Regions from separate parts of the Mus musculus genome. Here region 2 is linked to region 1. Evidence: chromatin loops called from intact Hi-C (ENCODE). Cell type or tissue: heart. All regions are shown on one strand. Each heading gives the region's core, and the rest is flanking DNA. Links, peaks and the distances in the headings are about the cores only. Region 1 overlaps Gm34908 (a long non-coding RNA gene). Region 2 overlaps Gm39101 (a long non-coding RNA gene).

Region 1 (8,809 bases), core at 2,140-7,139:
AAAACATAGGTTTCAGGGGAACATAGCAACTAAGCAGATGACCATACTACTGACAACATTTACTAAAAATTGTCTGTTCCAATAAAACCTTTTGAGCCATACACATTGGCTTGTGCCTGGAATCCAAGTGTTTGGGAAACTAAGGCAGAAGAATTTTGAGGCCAGACTCCCCTACATAGTGAAACCCCATTCCAAACTAAATCAAACAAAACCCAGAATCCTGTTCACATATTTTTTCACATAGAACAATCGATTGTTTTGTTTCCTATTTTGTCAATTTCTGCTCTGACATTTATCATTTCCCTTCTTCTCTTTTCCCGGGTACCTGAGTGCACTCCTTAGTTTATAACTAAGGCTATGCATTTCCTTCTGACTTTTATTTTGCTGCACCTCCTGGGCTTTTCCTATACTGATTTTTATTCTCTACTCTTGGGTTTTGGCTTTTGTTTTGTTTTGTTTTTTTGTTTTGTTTTGAATTCTTGTGGTAATTTACTATATTTAACTTATATGTTACTTAAAGGCATTTTTAAAACTTCCTGTCCATCCAGATGGATATGGATGCACACACACACACACACACACACACACACACGCAGGCACACACAACACACGTGCGCGCGTGCGTGCACACACACATTCACACAAACCAGGTAGCTTATGAATACCAAAACTTTATTTTTTACAGTTCCAAATCCAATTGCCCCAGGGCCTATTTTCCAATTCAGATGACAGCTTCTTGTCTATGTCCTCACATAGAAGTGAGGAGGCTCTTGTGAGCCTCTCATAAGGGCAGTGACCCTGTCTGTGAGGTCGCAGGCACTAATCTGTCACCCTGGCAAGCAGAGTTGCAGCATCCTGAGGGGAGGAACAGGCATTCAGCTCAAAGCATCTTCCAAACATACATTTATCTACATTGATGACTTCTTTTTTTTTTTTTAAAAGATTTATTTATTTATTATATGTAAGTACATTGTAGCTGTCTTCAGACACTCCAGAAGAGGGAATCAGATCTCGTTACAGATGGTTGTGAGCCACCATGTGGTTGCTGGGATTTGAACTCTGGACCTTCGGAAGAGCAGTCGGGTGCTCTTACCCACTGAGCCATCTCACCAGCCCCATTGATGACTTCTAAGTATCAATGCTGAGGACAGTTAATACCACGTTAGCTCTCTGGTATTCACTGAGAGTTTATTAAGATTCACTAAATAATACATTCTTATAACCATCCATGAATTCTTTTAAAAAATTATAACTATTGATTAGCTATGGAGTTGTTGATGTACTCATTCATTGATCAAAAGTTTTCCATCTCTTGATTGATAGGTATGTGTCATTCTGTGAATGTGGAATTCGCCAATTCTTCTGTTTATGTTTTACAGCTGCCAACCCAAACCTAGAGTTCACTGGGAACAGGGAGCCTCTATTTAAATTCCCATATCAAATTGACCTATGGCCAGGTTTACAAGGACATTTTCTTGACAGCTAATTAATGTAAGAGGACCCAGCTGATGGTAGGCAGTGCCACCCATGAGCAGGTGGTCTTGAATTATACAAGGAAGCAGGCTGAGTAAGCCAATAAGCATGACTTCTCTATGGCTTCTGCTTCCGGTCCTGCCTCCAGGTTCCTGTCTTGAGCTCCTACCCCAATTTTCTTTAACAATAAACCGTGACCTGGAAGTATAAGATGAAATAAATCCTTCACTCCCCAAATTCCTTTGGTTACGGTGTTTATCACAGGGATAGAAGATTAAACTAGAACATTATCTGAAGTGTTCTGAGGGCTTTTGTTGACTTTGAACTGAAGGTGTACGTTGGGACAAAGTCCACTTGTTGGTTGATTAGTAAAATTCTCAAGACGAGAAAATATAAAACTAAGCTGGAGGCTCTTCTGAGCCCAGAGTTCTTTTGGTCCACCCATTATGCTGGCTGAGCCCAGAGTTCTCAGTCTATCCATCATGCTGGCTGAGCCCAGAATTCTCGGTCCACCCATCACACTGGCTGGGCTTGGGTGTCCGAATTGGGACTATGTCTGGAAAGGGATGAGAAAGCATTCCACGTCCATTCTTGGTTGGTAGGCCTTGGATTGTCAAGGACTGTGAGGATTAAAGCCATTAGTAACACTATCATTTCATTAAACATTGCTTGCTCCTTGCCATCTGCAAGATGTAAGTTTCAGATAACTTTCGGGTTTCCATTTGCTCTTGGCTGTGGGCAGATCTGCCTTCTCTTGGAGTCTCAGTCCCTGAGGCAATCTATTTAAAGTGATAGCCTGAGTTTTGCAAGCAGACAAATGGTGTGTCCAGTGTGGAGGTTTACCGAGCAGGGTGTAAAGAAAATTCTTCGTTCGGATGCAGCTGTCTTTGGTTAGCACATACCATCCTTGTAGAGAAATCTCTGGGGGCTGTGAAGTGAGTGGTTTTTCGCTTCTGGGGTTTTGTTCTGAAACCCAGAAAGGAATAAATAGCATCACTGTAAAAACATCCCTGCCTGGACGTTTGATCTTAGCTTGGCAGCTGCTGCAGAGTGTGCCCGCCCCCTCACCCCTTGTGGGCAGTCAGTACAGGGTTGCTCGTAGGATTGAGGACTTTGAACTGAAGGTGTACGTTGGGACAAAGTCCACTTGTTGGTTGATTAGTAAAATTCTCAAGACGAGAAAACATAAAGCTAAGCTGGAGGCTCTTCTGAGCCCAGAGTTCTTTTGGTATGAAAAAGTAGCTATGAAATTATCCATCTCAACTCCAGAAGATGCCCAGAGAGTTCAAGTAATGTGCCTAAGGGAACACAGCAAAAACAGTTGTAGTGCTCTTTGTCTTCCCTCCATCCCTCCCACTCTGCAGGTTGCCCTCCCAACTAAAAGGGATCCTTTGTAGAAGTAGACTCCTTTTATCTTGGGGAAACAATGGTCAGGGGGATTGCTAGAGGTCTCCTTAATCTCTTTATGCTAGAGAACAGGCTCCTATTATGCCACTGAAGAAGAGGAGGAAGAGAAAGGGCGGGGGAGCAAAGGAACTGCCAAGTGTGTGGTGCCTCACTCAGTCCTGAGATGCGGTTGGACAGGATCTTGTAGGGAATCGTATCCAAGCCGTGTGGTCTCAAAGCTCATTCCTGTCCACCCCAACCCAACCCTCTCTGCACAGTTGCTGGGGTGCTCGGTGCCCTGCTGGCTCACACAGCCTTCTCAGCTCTTAATTCCCTACAGAGCCCACCTATCACAGCCTGATCCGACGATCCTTCCCAGCATCCCTATCTGAAGAGCACACACTTCAGGGCGAAATGGTGGTGGTTCTCTCCCTTTCAAGCTTCATCCAGAACCTGGCCCAGCATAGGTGACTCAAATGCCTTGTCCCCTTTGACACCCCCACAGTCCTTATTTGCAGAGTCTCTTGGCCTCCATAAGAAAGCACATGGACCATTTTGGGGATGTTTCATAGGATCCCAGCTTCATCTTCTAGCTGGAAACTTGGTAACTTCATGGCTTCCAGAGTAGCATGGGGATCCTATCCCCCTACCCCTCCTTCTGTGTTTGCCCTTCCTTGGGGGTGATGGTCAGGAGCTAGCATAGTCCTGGGCTTGTGTGTGTGTGTGTGTGTGTGTGTGTGTGTGTGTGTGTGTGTGTGTGTTTGTGTCTGACTATAGAAGACTACATGAGACTGGGGATGAGTCTACCTGTAAAACATTTGCCTTCCTTGCAAGTATGAGGATCTGAGTTCAATCCCCCAGAACCCACACAGAAATAGCAGGTGTGGCCAAGTGCTCTTATAGTCTCAGCACTGGGGAGGCAGAGATAGGGGTACTTTAGGGGTTATTGACTTGCCAGTCCTATCAGTGAGCTCAGGCCAACGAGAGAGTCTGCCTCAAAGGACGTGGACAGTGTATAAGGATGACTCTGGCCTTCATTATGTGCGTGTGCACACATGTACCTGCACACACATAATCACATGCATAAACCGACACTGGTTGGGTTCCCAGCACCTACACATGATCTGTAAGTCCAGTTCTAGGGCTTACAACACCTTCCTCTGTCCTCCACAGGCACTTCATCCACAAGGACCACATAGATACATGCAAACAAATGCTCACATACACGAGAGAAAACTATGTCTTTAAAAGTGTAAATATGTACTTGTGTCCAGGTGTATGTGTGTGTGTGTGATTGTGTGATTTTGTGGGTGTGGGAGTATGTCTTTAGGTGTTGGTGTGATAACATGTGTTGGTGTATTTCTGTGAAGGTAAGAACACATGGTGTGTATGTACACAGCTGCATGTCAACTCCAGAGGATGGATATCCATACAGTGTCGTACCAATGTGTCACACAGGGCCAGTGACCAGGGCATCTTTGGAAACCAGCAGCCATCACTGCATCCCATGCTGACCTGTGACTTGGGCTTATTTAGCCAGAGCTGTGTTAAATTTTCCATTTCCTGTAAGGAGGGTGTTGTTGATTGTTGCCTCGAAGGGTCTTTTCCTGGAATGTGCTGCCAGCAGAAATGCCTGTGAAGTGCATGACCCACAGTTCCATTCAAAGAACCCAAACAGCCCAGGGGACATGGTGAACACATTCCATTCACCACGATGAAAATAATTCCATTTTATAGATAAGAAGCAGAAACTGAATCCTAGCACACAGTGAGAAAAGAAAGAAAGATTTGTCATGCCACATCTTGTAAGTTGGACCAGGTCTTTTCAAATGAGGGGAGTCTTTTCAACTGGGGGGAGTCTTTTCAAATGCTGTGATTGCCACAACCATGTCACACTTTACCCCACCGCATCCCTGGGACCCCAAAGGACAAGCAGAGGAACCCATCCATCAGACACAGGAAGCTCAGAGGCAAAATGACAACTGAAGGCCACACAGCCCACTCAGAGGTGGGGGCCTGGTCCGATGACTCCAGGACCAGTGTTTCAGACCAAGAGGCCACCATGAGACTTCCTGTGCACACCACTCAATGAAGGAAAACATCTTCAGCTGCCAGTTGTCCTAGTGAGGTAGTTTGCAGCCTGCTGCCAAGAGGCACCGCCAAATCACTCTAAATTGGGCAATTAGCACCGTGGTTTGTGAAATGAGGAACAGGATATGCTTGACCCCTTGAACTTCTTCCCCACTGAACTGTCACATCCCAGCTGAGCTTCAATTTAACCAAGTAGAGGGTGGAGATCATGGGAAGCAAAGCCTTAAGCTAAAGGCCTGGCCAATGCTTGCTTCCTAGGAAACTGTCTCTACCTGGAAGGTAGAGGTCTCAGAATCCAATGCCAATGCCAATAGCCAGAAGACTGGGAAGACAGGAAATGGAAAAAGTAGCTGGAGGCACCAGTAGCACACAAGGTAGATGTGTCTTGAATCCAAAATGCCCCACAGGCTCACTTGTTAGCCCTTCAGCCCAACTGGCAATACTGTTCTGAGAGGTGGGAGAAACTATAGAACACGGGGCCTGGTCAGAGGAAGTCACCAAGGGTCATAGTTTTGAAGGTTATATCTAGTCCTTGGTCCTGTTGCCAGAGTTGTTGGGATCAGAGCCTGGGCCCTGGCAGCCCCCAACAAGTGAGACAGAACCGGCTATCCTTGATAAGCCATGGAAACAAGGAATAGTGCAAAGCAGAGAAAGGAGTTTTGTTCAGTGTGGCTGCCTTCGGAAAAAGAAGAGATAAAGTGATGCAGAGATGCCTGCCCCCAAGTCCTGCTGCTTCACAAAAGGCTCACACCAACTAAAGAATGAATGGCCCCAGGCTGGTGAGATGGCTCACTGGTTAAGAGCACTGGCTGCTTTTCCAGAGATCCTGGTTGAGTTCAGTTTCCACAAAAAGTATACTTCTCAGTCAGCTTGCTACCAAAGACTTTAGAGTCCAGTCTGGGCTCTGACAGCCCCACAGGCTGGGCCACCTGCACTCATTTAAAGAGGAGTAATAGTGAAAAGCAGAGTAAAGAGACAGAATCCCTGTGGCCACATTAAGAAAAAGAACACAAAGTGGTCTGGTGAACCCCAGGCCCATCTTCTGGGTCCTGACACATGGTTTAGGTTTAAACAAGCAACAGGTGTATTTAAGGAAGCAGTCCTGGTCCAGGTGTGGTCCCGCCCACTGCTGACCCATCACTGCTTGTGTGAAATTTCTTTCTCAAGACAAATTCCTCCTCTGGCTGGCACTTACCTTCCACCTTTTTCTTCTCCCAGCATGAGATTTCTGAAGGAATTCTAATTCCTTTAGGGCCAGTGTCTCCATAGCAGAAGGAGGCCTGCAGGTGTCTCTGGGATGTCTTTATTCCTGCTGGGATGGTTACTGGCTGTTCTCTGTGTGTCTTTCTGTCTCTTTGTCTCTGTCTGCCTTTCTGTCTCTGTCTCTCTGTCTCTGTCTCTGTCTCTGTCTCTCTCTCTGTGTCTCTCTCTGTCTCTCTCTCTCTCTCTGTGTATGTGTGTGTGTGTGTCTCCCCCCTTGTCCCTTCCTCCCTCTCTTTCTGCTTTCTGTCTGTTCTGCCTCATTACAGGTCCTGAATTGATGAAGCCAAGGACAACAGACTGGAGGCTCTGAAACATGAGTCTGTGAGCCAAAATCAAGAACTCTTCCTGAGCTCTCTTCATGACAGGTCTGTTGTCACGATGATAGATGGGCAGAAAACCCGTCACAGTCACTGTCCTTAATACACAATGAGAACTGAGTGAACAAGAAGGTAGTTGTGGGTAGAGACTGCGTAAGAGCACTCACAAGAAACAGATGCAACTGGTCATAAAGACTGGAAGAAAGTGTTCGACCTCACTTCTGTTAAAGGAAATGTGTGAGAAGCCATTGGTTTCTACTCAGTGCCTGTACTGAACTCCCAGACCAGACCAAAATAGAGCCAATTATGTTAAGATCTTCACACCACACCAAAGCCAAGCTGACTATTAGATATTCTGAGGAAGCAGGAAAGAGATGCTAGCAACCCACCAACAGGCCAGCCTTAACTTCTAACAGTCCCCTCTGCTTCCACCCTGGTTCTGCCTTTTCCTGCTTTCTCCTGCCTGTGAAGCCCCCTCCTCTGCTCAGGCAGGGTGGCTCACAGTCTGTAGTATTCCAGTCTGCCCTAAGATCTTGGGCAGGTTCCTTAGCCTTAATGCTGGTGACTGGGATGAGCCAAGTCCTAGTGGCGGGGGCGGGGGGAGGGGATGACTGTGGTGGGTGGGCACTGGAGGATGCTGGCAGGATTCCTGGACTTTACCCAACTGATGAGCATAGCACCTTTCCACCTTGTGAGAACTAAAAACTGTCTCCAGGATTGCCAAGTGTCCCCATGGTAGGGGTAGAGGAGTGGCAGAAGACATCAGCTCAAGACCCACTGCCCCCAGAGAAGTGTCATCCTTCAGGATGCTTTGGGGTTTTTGTAGCATCTGTTAGGGTCTCTTCAAGCTACAATTCCACAGGACACACTTGGGAAAGGCTGATTAATGCAATGTTCAGTTTGTCCTTGAGGAAACTCCAGGAAAGGGGGGAAAGTCCGTACACAAACCCAAGTGAGTCCATAGAAGACCTGCAGCTCAAACGCACACCTCCACCCAAGCCTTCACAGAAATGAGACAATCCAGAGGGATGGGGCGATGGCTTAGTGGGTAAAGGTTTTGCCAAGCAAGCATAAGGACCCAAGTTCAAATTTTCATCACTCAGGCAAACACCCAGATGTGGTGATGTCACACATTCTTATTTATAATCCCAGTGCTGAGAAGATGAAGACGAGAGAATCTCTGCAGTCTGCCAGTCAGGATAGATGATTTGTCAGATCCGGGATTATTGAGAGAACCTGTTCCTAAAAATAAAGTGAAGAATGATTGAGAAAGACATTCAACATAACATGGCCTCTGGCTTCCACACGCCTGTACACACAAACACACAGAGGAGAAAGGGGAGGGGGGGAGAGGGAGAGTGGGAGAGAGAGAGAGAGGCACATGCATACTCTCTCTCTCTCTCTCTCTCTCTCTCTCTCTCTCACACACACACACACACACATACACACACACAGAGGGGGAAAGGGAGGAGGGGGGAGAGGGAGGAGGGGGAGAGAGAGAGGGGCGCATGCATACTCTCTCTCTCTCTTACACACACACACACACACACACACACAGAGGGGGAAGGTGAAGAGGGGGGAGAGGGAGAGGGGGAAAGAGAGAGAGGCTCATGCATACTCTCTCTCTCTTTCTCTCTCTCTCTCTCACACACACACACACACACACACACACACACACACACGTGAGGGGGAGATGATTGAGGGCAAGTTCATCTATTCTGTTTTGTTTGAACCTTGCTTTCAAATTCATCCACCATGCTGCTGCTGCTGCTGCCGTGGCTCCTTTTTTTTTTTTTTTTAAGCTATTGCCATTCTTCCTGACACTAGAACTCAGCTTCTTCAAGCTTCCAACATGGACTGAAGTCCAGTGGCTCTGCAGGGTTCTTCCATGCTTTCAGTACAAGACTGGGACAGCTAAGGCATCCATCGTTGTGGAGTGAGGAGATGCCGTTCTCAGAATTTCTGGTGTGAAGACAGCTGTGGTTGGACACTCACGCCATAATATGTAAGCCAATCTGATAAATCCTTTGCATATATATTCAAGCTATGTATTAATATATTCAATATAGACTACTCCTCTACAGATCCCTGACTTGCACAGCCCCTCTGGGCCTTCCTGGCAATGGAGGATTATATGATTATATGATTTCTATGACTATAGCAGAATTCAAGTGAAGAGTCAGCAAGGTGGCCACAGGAATGATTTAGTGCGGGCTGCTCCATCCTTCTCAGGGCTGCCTAGGGGAGCCACTCACCCCCCCCACCCCCCATATCCATTC
Region 2 (8,809 bases), core at 2,623-7,622, 58 kb after region 1:
AAGAGCCTGACAGGCTGGGATGCTTAGAGCTGCAGGGCTGTTGCCATAGTCTTGAGAAAAACAGAGACTATGACAGCTGATGTTGAAGGAAAGAGAAAGATACAGTTAAGAATGGGCTCATGCAGGAAAGAGTATTTCCAAGACAGGTTAGAGACAGTTATACAAGGGGTTTGGGAAGGCTTTGAACACTCCACTGAGAAATGAATGAAATGATGAAAGTCATTTTGGCAGAAGGAACTTCCAGTAAGAAATGGATCCGGAAGCCTCCACAAATTAAATGCGGTTTGGGGACATTTGGGACAAAATAGGATTTTGGACATAAGATTATCAAAAACAAAGAGACAAAACTCGACCTCAGTGGACTTGAGAAGGGAGTGGATGGGCAGAGAAGGAAAACTTCAGGTGCCAGCCATGTGACACTTTAAGAGCCAGGATCATAGCTCCTGCCAGCTTTAACGTCCTGTATATAGCTTACTAAGCAGCTTAGTCTTGAAATTGTGTGCTGAGCACATTATTATTCATATTTTATAAATGAGATAGCTGAGGCAGGAAGAATTTAGCACCATTTCCTGCATCCAGCAAGTCAATAGGAGACCAGGGTCTGGGATAGAACAAGAGCTAGTAAGTCCTTGCTGTGGAATCTTGGGAATCTTGCTCCTCTGTATATCTCCATTGGTGAAGGTCAAGTTGAACTAGCTCTTGCAAGCACCAGGTATATAGGAAGCTGTTGATAACTGTTGCAACTGTCATTACTGCTGTTGTTACCATTCATAGTATGCATGCTGAAATAATGGCCCCCCAAGGCCAAGGTCAGAACTCTAAGATAAGGTCCTCTGAGTCATCATCAGCCCAGTGAGTGGTGTAAACTAATCCCTTCCTCTTCACCTCAGTCACCAACGGTGAAGTTCAGAGGTCACTGAGTGTCAGCATTCTCCAAAGATGAACTTGAAAAACTAAGTCCACGTTGACATTGAAGGCTTGGTTTTCCTTCGGCCAGTAGCACACAACTACTTCTGCCCCAGGATGGAATCAGAGGCAAATCCTTCCATGTCTTTCTTGCTGGCTCTGCACAGGGAATAAAATGGGTACCACTTAAATAGACACAGCCCAGGCTCGGGATTTTGTTGGATGCCAACTCCTGGCCCCCATCTGAGCTCCCTTCTGTTCAAGCTGATGCAGACTCCATACTTTAAATAGCAATGATAAATTATTGACTCTCATGTGGTGATTGATTTGCAGACTGTCTGCTGACCACCAAATTGCTCCAATTGTCTCCTGAAAGAAAATTCCATAAGTCATTAGTGCACACCCCACACCAACATCCGTCACCTTAACGATACTGCAATTGCTCTTTGACACTAATTACCTTTTCTAACTAATTTTAAATGTGGTATTTTGCTAATGACTGAGACTCAATGCAAAAAGCCCCATCTTCCCTAAGCATCCCATGCTCAATGGACTTTGATGCTCGCATAGCAATTATCCACATTGTACCCAGTCCTGACTGATGGCCCTGGGCTGCCTCCCTTTGAACAGAGGCCTCTCTATTCCAGGCTCCTTGACATAAACATCATTTTATCTGGAGCATCCACTGAACATGGAGAAGCAGACACTCTGTGGATGAATTTCTAACTTGGGATTTTTGGTGACTGGGTTGCCATGTGTGTAAGTTTGGCTTCTACTTGCTTGCCTCTCTCACGCACTGTTTTGTCTACCGTCCGTCCTAAGGCATCTTCCTGCAGAATTCCAGGGGAGTTAGGGACTCCTCCATGCTAGGCAAGTGTTCTATCTCTGAGCTACATCCTCAGCCCTGGAACACGGAGATCCGATGCAGCCATCCTATGCAGGGCCATAACAGAAAACCTCTGCAGTGACCCTTTGTGGATGGATGACACCTTCCTAATGAATGGAAACTGAGAAGAGTGATTGGCTGACCTTGAAGAGACTCACTTACAGATGACAGAGGCACAAGATGATGGTCACATGCCAGAGTAGCTGGAGCAAGGAGGTTAGCACCTGACAGCAGGCAGGTGGGTGGTCTCTTGGGCTCTCTCAGAGCCTGTGAGTTCCTGAAAGCTAAATGTGCAGGAAGACCTTATTAATTCTTCTGCAGCTCCTGGGAAATCTACTGTGTTCCCAGTCTCCCAGCATGCCTCTGGACTATTTTGCTGGTTTCTGACATTTTTTTCTTGAAGACCCGATAACCCAACACTCTTCTTTCACTAGTTATTAGCATTAGGACAGTGAAGTGCCACCAAACGGAAGAGGGCTAAGGCTGAAAAACAATGGCTTCTCATAGTTGTTAGTGTAAAATTTAAAAGTGATATATTTTCTTTATCCCAGCTAGCTCCCAAATAAATGAGACCGAGATTATAAGATGTATTTAATCAAGCTTTACAGCACAATAGCTGAGCAGTCATCAATCTGTTTTAATCCTCTATGCTAATCTGGCCACCTCCCAGCTAAAATCTCCTGGATATGTGCATTTTAGTATTGATCTGGCTCTCTCTGCTTCAGGTGTGTTCTCCTGGTGTCTCCTGGACCCTTTCCTCATGGCGAATCCTTCCTTCTTTTTCTCTCTTCCCTTTCCCTGATTGGGATCAGAAGTCTAGTCCAATTCTCTCTTCTGCTCAGCCATCTGGGTGATCACCTTTTAAATCCAAGAATAAATGGGGAGCAATGCTTACACAGCATTGAGGCAGGAGATGCTTACAATAAGCATTACAATGCCATGTCCAGATTGCAGCCAGATGGGGGGTGGGGCAGAGAAAACAGCATATGACTAATACAAGGATAATCTTTACATCGTGCACAATAACATTATGCCTATACATGGTGGAAGAAAATTCCAACCAAGCAAAAATAGCTGGGTTCTGCCTGTAGAAAATGCTTTGGGAGGAGTAGTCAAAGGCATATTTGCACTTCCTTCTGCCTGGGAGGGAGGTCTCTCCCCATCCTTAATGGCAAGACCCAAAGCCATACTCTATGCCACTGAGAGTTCTCCAAAGAGACAGCTCACAGAAAGTGCCTATCACTGGCCCTCCACATCCGTTGGCTCCACTTTGGTAGTTAAAGTCTGCCATAGGTCAAAATTATTTTTCAAATGATGTCTGTACATATTCTGTACAGAAATTTTCCCTCCTTGAATATTATCTTCTAAATGACACAATGTAATAACAATTCATATCATATCAGTATAAAATGTAATCTGAAGACAATTTAAAGTATCTAATATATATTAGTCAGCCTTCAGTTACTATGACAAATTACCTGAGATAATCAACTTATTAGAAACAAAGGCTTATTTTGGCTAACAGTTTCATATTGCTTTGGGCATGTAGAATCAGAATGTTGTCATGGTAAGAGCTGGTGATAGAGAGGACTTTCCCCTGTTGTAGCCAGGAAGCAAAGACAGACAAATACCCCAACATCCACTTCAAGGATGTGCCCTCAATGACCTAATTTCCTGTATTCAGCTTCATAATGTTTCTCTCACCTCCCAGCAGCACCACAAGCTGGTGATCAAGCCTTTGATGCACGAGTCTCCGGAGACATTCTAGGTCGAAGCAATCACACGGGAAGGGTGTGTATGAGTTGTGAATGAGTGTGAACAAATACTGTACCACTGCACATAAGGGATTCAAGCATCCATGGGGCTCAAAACCTGAGAGAAGTGCAGGATTCAACTTGTGGATAAGAAGAAACTAGAAACACAGCTACAGAAGCCAAGAAGTCTCAAACAGGCTGCTGTCCACAAGATAGTGGCCTAGGGCAGCAGTGCTATCCTTCACTCTGAGGCTGGAGGTCCAGGAGCCAGAGAGCCAACGTGCAAAGGCAGAGGTGAGCTAAGATGGCTCAGCTCCAGTAGTCAGTCATCAAAGAGTCACATGCCCTCTCCATGTCCCCCCAGTGCTTGAGCTGGTTGGAGGCCCACTGTGAGGGGAGGGAAGGGTCTTGAGAACAGCTTCTGTTGCTCATCCAGAAGTTCCCTCAGACACACCTGAAAACAACATTCAACCAAACATCTGGGCATCTAGATCAAACCAATATAAAACAAAGCATAGCAGACCTGAAGGCACATCTGCACAATGATCTCCATTTCACAATGGGGGTGGTGTGTGGTGAAACCTGAGGTCTAGCAAATGGGAACATGCATTCTCTGTGTCCCAACACACATTCCAACACATAGCTCTCCAGCACCAATGATCCTCAACTTCCTTGAGTTCCTATCTCAGTACACCACCTTCCATGTGCTTCTAGGCAAGTAAGTGTCTCACTTTCTGCAAATGTTCTTTCCAGGTAAGGATAATATTGAAGCAGCTTTCCAGATACCACCACTACCCCTGTGAAAGTACAGGAAGGATGTAATGAACGAGGCCCATCCCCGACAAGGCTCAGCACAGTACCCAGTGCAGAGGAAGTGCCTGAATTAATGCTAGACATTATTGAAGAATTGATGAAAAAATTCCATGAAGAATGTCAAAAATACTACGGGGAGCCATGCTTTTAATTTATAAGACTCTCTAGCCCACAAATACAGCCAGTCTCCTCCCCTACAAAATCCATACAATTTTCTGAAAATTTCAAGATTGATGATACCCTTGGTCAAAGCATCAGGCAAGGCAGCCATCAAAAACCAGCCAGGGCCATCTATTCCACCCCGCGTCGATAGCCTGCAGCAGGCCTGAGATTTGTTGGCGAGGTCCCTGGAACGTCCATAAAGGAGAAGAGACTGGGCAGCGAGATCTGTTTAATTCTCGCTTTCCAGAGGGTTGTTATTCAGCACATCCTTCCTTTTCACATCAGAGTAAATCACAAGCTGCCGCCTCAGATCAGCAACCCCCAATCCACCGTCCAGCCTGCTGCTAGCCTGCGCTCAAACCCAGGAATCCAGAGGCAAATGGGATCAGTCCTTTAGGTGTTTCCCTAACAAATCTATCTCCTCCCTACCCCCACCTTGAGATCTGTCTCCATTAAAGTGTGGGAGAAATGATGATCACGCACACACACACACACACACACACACACACCTGCCCTGTGCCCCAGTTTGAAGTTCATGTTCATTAGCTGCTAAGACCAGCTGGAGGGCTGCTGACTCTGTGAGGAGACGCAGTCGTGGCTGTGAAATTAATGAAGTTTCCTTCTTTGGCCTCCCGAGCCTGCATAATCTACAGCCACCATGGGTCAACAGTCAGGAGCCCCGGGGAAGCCATTCTACCATAAACACCACAGGCGTTCTGCTTAATAAAGTACATGAACTCCACATTTGGTCATGAAGAACACAGTTTTAAAATACGCTGAGAAGTAAAGCCACGTGAAACTGGCAGCGTCTTCCAGGAGAGACGGTGGGTGAGGTTGTGGGGTGATGGGGGGGTAGTCTGTTGGACCTTTCCAAGCCTCAGCGATGATGTCATGGAGTGACTGAACAGGGCTAGGTAAGAATAAGGATGGTAAGTAAGTCAGCTCACCAACTCCAGGGCACACAATCTTCTGTCAGGTGTAACTGAGGGGCACACCGAGGACTCCTGACCCGCACAGAGCCCCCAGTCTACACAAAGTCTGTAGGCGGGGTAGCTCAGAGCAGCTCATGCCGTGGCTTCAGGGAAGCTTTGTTTGAGAGGTGGACACAAAGTGATTCCAGCAATAAAGACCAAGAAGAAAATTCATTTTAAGGCCGTATTTCCACAATGGAATAATAAACCTTGCCTTTTGCAAACCCATCCCTTACCTGGCTTCCACAGCAGAGATAAAATGTTCCCATATGTTGAGTCCGACCAGCGGCTCACATGTCTGGGTTCGAGCCTGGAAAGCATCTTGGAATCTGGAAGAAAAGAGGGAACTAGGCAGAGCGAGAAAGGATGGAACCAAGACATTAGTCTGATCAAGGTTCAATTTTACTATTCAGAGACACTGGGTTATGAAGAAGGGGGAGGGGCCCATTCCCACCAAATCGTCCTTGGAGTCCAGTTGCAGGTGACCACATGTTGGCTCTGGAACAGCTAGGCGGCAGGTAGTAGCAGTGGGAGTGGGAGAACGATAGGGTGGCAGGCTCCATCCCCGATGCTCTCCTGGTGCTAACAGTCAAACCTGATCAGCTATTTGGGTACTCCGTCGGCAACCTCAGGAGCCGGGGTAAGCAGGATCCATACATCCTCTCCAACCCGTGGCAGACCCAGAGGACTTACCATCTGAGGGACACCCACCTTGCCCTTTCTTGCCCTTTCTCTGCCTAAGATGCCAAGAGACCAAATCAGTCCATTGCCTAGACCCCACTGAAGTGAGGACCAGCCACTCACCAGGAATCAGGACAGCAAGAGTCCTTTATTCTCTCTCACTGGGACATAAGCCAGAGGCTAGGGGCAGACAGCTAATTTGAGCCATGTGCTTGCACCTGTACAGACACATATACATGCACATACCCCCACACATACACACAAACACTATACATGCACATACCCCACCCCATACACAGACACTACACATGCATCAACACAAAACACAAAACAAAACCACAAACAAAACAAACATACAAAATATAAATAGTTTGGGGACTGGAGAGATGTCTCCGTGGGTATAGCGCCTGCTGCTAAATTATAATCCTTTAGCTCTTAGCAGCAGTCAGCACCAGCTAATGTGATTGTTCCTCTTTTGCAGTGTTAAGACCCATGGCTCTTAAAAATGGCTATTGTCTCCTTTAATGGTGATGGCATGTGCCTTTAATCCCAGCACTCAGGAGGCAAAGGCAAGCAGATCTCTGAATTCAAGGCCAGCCTGGTCTACAGAATGAGTTCCAGGAAAACCAGGGCTACACAAAGAAACCCTGTTTCAAAACAAAAAACAAAACAAAAAAAACCAACAGCTTTTAGCCTCAGATCTTGGGACCCTGGACCTTAGGGTTGTAGCTCCTGGACATTGGTGTTGGGACCCTTGACTTAAGGTCTGGTAGCTCCCTGGAACTATTCCAGCAATCAGGGACCACAGTCTCCCACCTTCAACTCTTCCTGGCCTTCTCTATTTTTCTGCGGCCCTTTGACATCTCAGCCTCTCTCTAGAACTCCTCAGTGTCCTCTTCCGATTGCTGTTGCCGCTGTCACTCTCATGACTGTCCCCACTGCCACCATTGCCATCATTGCAGCACTGAGGTCTCCCCTTCATGTGACCAGTTCCACCTCCTCTACTTACAATAAAAATCCAAAGTTGTCAATAAAAAGGCCAGCTGGGAGTCAGTGAAAGGTTCTGGTTGTAGGCAGCACACCCTTCTGCTGATTCAGCATGGCAGGTGCTCCCCAGTGGCCTGAGTGAGAAGAACTGAGGACCAACAAGGTCATCCAGAGATCACGGAGGCTTGTCTTGCAGGAGTGGCCGTGACTGGAACATGTCTGCAGTTACTGAAGTAGCCTAAGAATTGATTAAACAGTATCTAAAATAGCTGGGCCTGCAGGAGGACAGTCAGGCCAGCAGCCAACAAAGGGTGTTTTCTCCCACAGTTCCTTATCCAAAGCTGTCAAATATAAGGAGAAGACCTGTAGGCTGGCCTCTTCTTGACAGTTCTAGTCATTCATATAAAACAAATGTTTTCATGTGGACTTCACGAGAGCTGAAAACAGAACACTTCAACAGCATTCAACAGTACTTGATATAGATCTGGCAATGTTTAAGCGTGCTAGTGGCCCAGAGGGAGGTGAGATTTTTGCAATATTGACCCAACTAACTTCAGAATGGAAAGAAAACAGGGGGCATCCTTGATGCTAACAAGGGCAGAAAGTTAAAGCCTGGCGCTCAGAGGGTTCAGTGAGTTGTCCAAGGTCACCCAGTTGACAAACAGCACAGCAGCTCCTCAGACAACATCTTCTCAACCGAGTCTTCTGCTCTTCACAAGCACTGCGAGCCAAGCTCAAGGACTTCTGACTCTCACAGCCCAGCTCTCCACAGTCCTAAGGACTCTTCTGCTCAGGACTCAAAAGATTAAGACAATCCCTCCCCAACCCCCCCCCCCCAGGAAACTGTGTACAGGCTCCTTAGCCACCACCCTCCCCCCGCCCCCACACCTACCCTACTCCACAGCAGTACATTCAATAGCAACTTGGGAAATCCATGTGCATTATGCAAGTTTATCGCCTCCGGAGTATGTTCTCTGCAACCTGACACATGTATTACGTGGGAAGATGGCCCATTTCCTGTGCAGCATTCCAACTGTGCTGTGTGAGAACAGGACAGGACAGGAGAGGTCCAGTGTGATTCAGGTAAGGAGCGTGGACCAGTTAACAGGTGAGTTAATTGTGGCAGATTCTTACCTCAGATGGATAGCTGCTACTCTCTTCCACCCACAAGAAAGTACATTGTTTAGGACCCTGGCAGCCAGGACAAGTCTTATTCTCTCTGTTTAAAGCAGCAGGAAGCGTTTCTCAGTGTTCCAAATACAACCTTCAGTCTTTGAATACAGGAGGCCGAAGACCTCTTGTCATAGCTCCTCAGTCCCTGATGCCGACGCACACTTCAGTCACACATCACCCGGAGGTTGGCTTCCTGCTGGTGACCCAGAACATGGTGCAGAAGCTCTAGACCTCACAGCAGTTTGTGGGCTCTGGAGTGCCAGGAGCTATTCACCAAACTAGTAGAGTCTGCTAGGGAGCCAGTCCACTGTTTCCAGCTTGATACCTGAGTTGACACAGAAGGTACATGCCGGACTCTACACATGTGATGAACCTATTCTCCAGATGGGAAAACTGGGGACAATGACACTCAAGAAGTTTGTCTTGTCCACCACCCTCCCTACCCATTTCCAATACATTGGACACTCACCAGACAC

What was found. A loop is a pair of places that touch in the nucleus more often than their neighbours do. Peaks named below come from ENCODE experiments on the same cell type or tissue, not always from the same donor. Only the 100,000 strongest peaks of a DNase experiment are listed, where the experiment ranks them.
Region 2: a loop joins it to region 1, with 1.9 times the contacts of the local background. A loop is called at or near these places in 2 of 42 quality-filtered maps.

What each region holds. Positions count from the first base shown.
Region 1 is chr7:132,353,971-132,362,779 of GRCm38, forward strand. It overlaps Gm34908 (a long non-coding RNA gene), which reads right to left. Exons shown (of 5, transcript XR_870003.1): 5 at 6,391-7,772. Among named protein-coding and RNA genes, the nearest start is that of Gm34908, 28 kb to the right of the region's middle. In heart, for the core only: no CTCF peak of the experiment used is centred there; DNase peaks (open chromatin) are centred at 4,481 and 4,991; H3K27ac peaks cover 236 bases; H3K27me3 peaks cover 542 bases.
Region 2 is chr7:132,411,932-132,420,740 of GRCm38, forward strand. Gm39101 (a long non-coding RNA gene) reads left to right here. Exons shown (of 3, transcript XR_870004.2): 2 at 3,507-3,840; 3 at 4,300-5,497. Among named protein-coding and RNA genes, the nearest start is that of Gm39101, 10 kb to the left of the region's middle. In heart, for the core only: no CTCF peak of the experiment used is centred there; no DNase peak of the experiment used is centred there.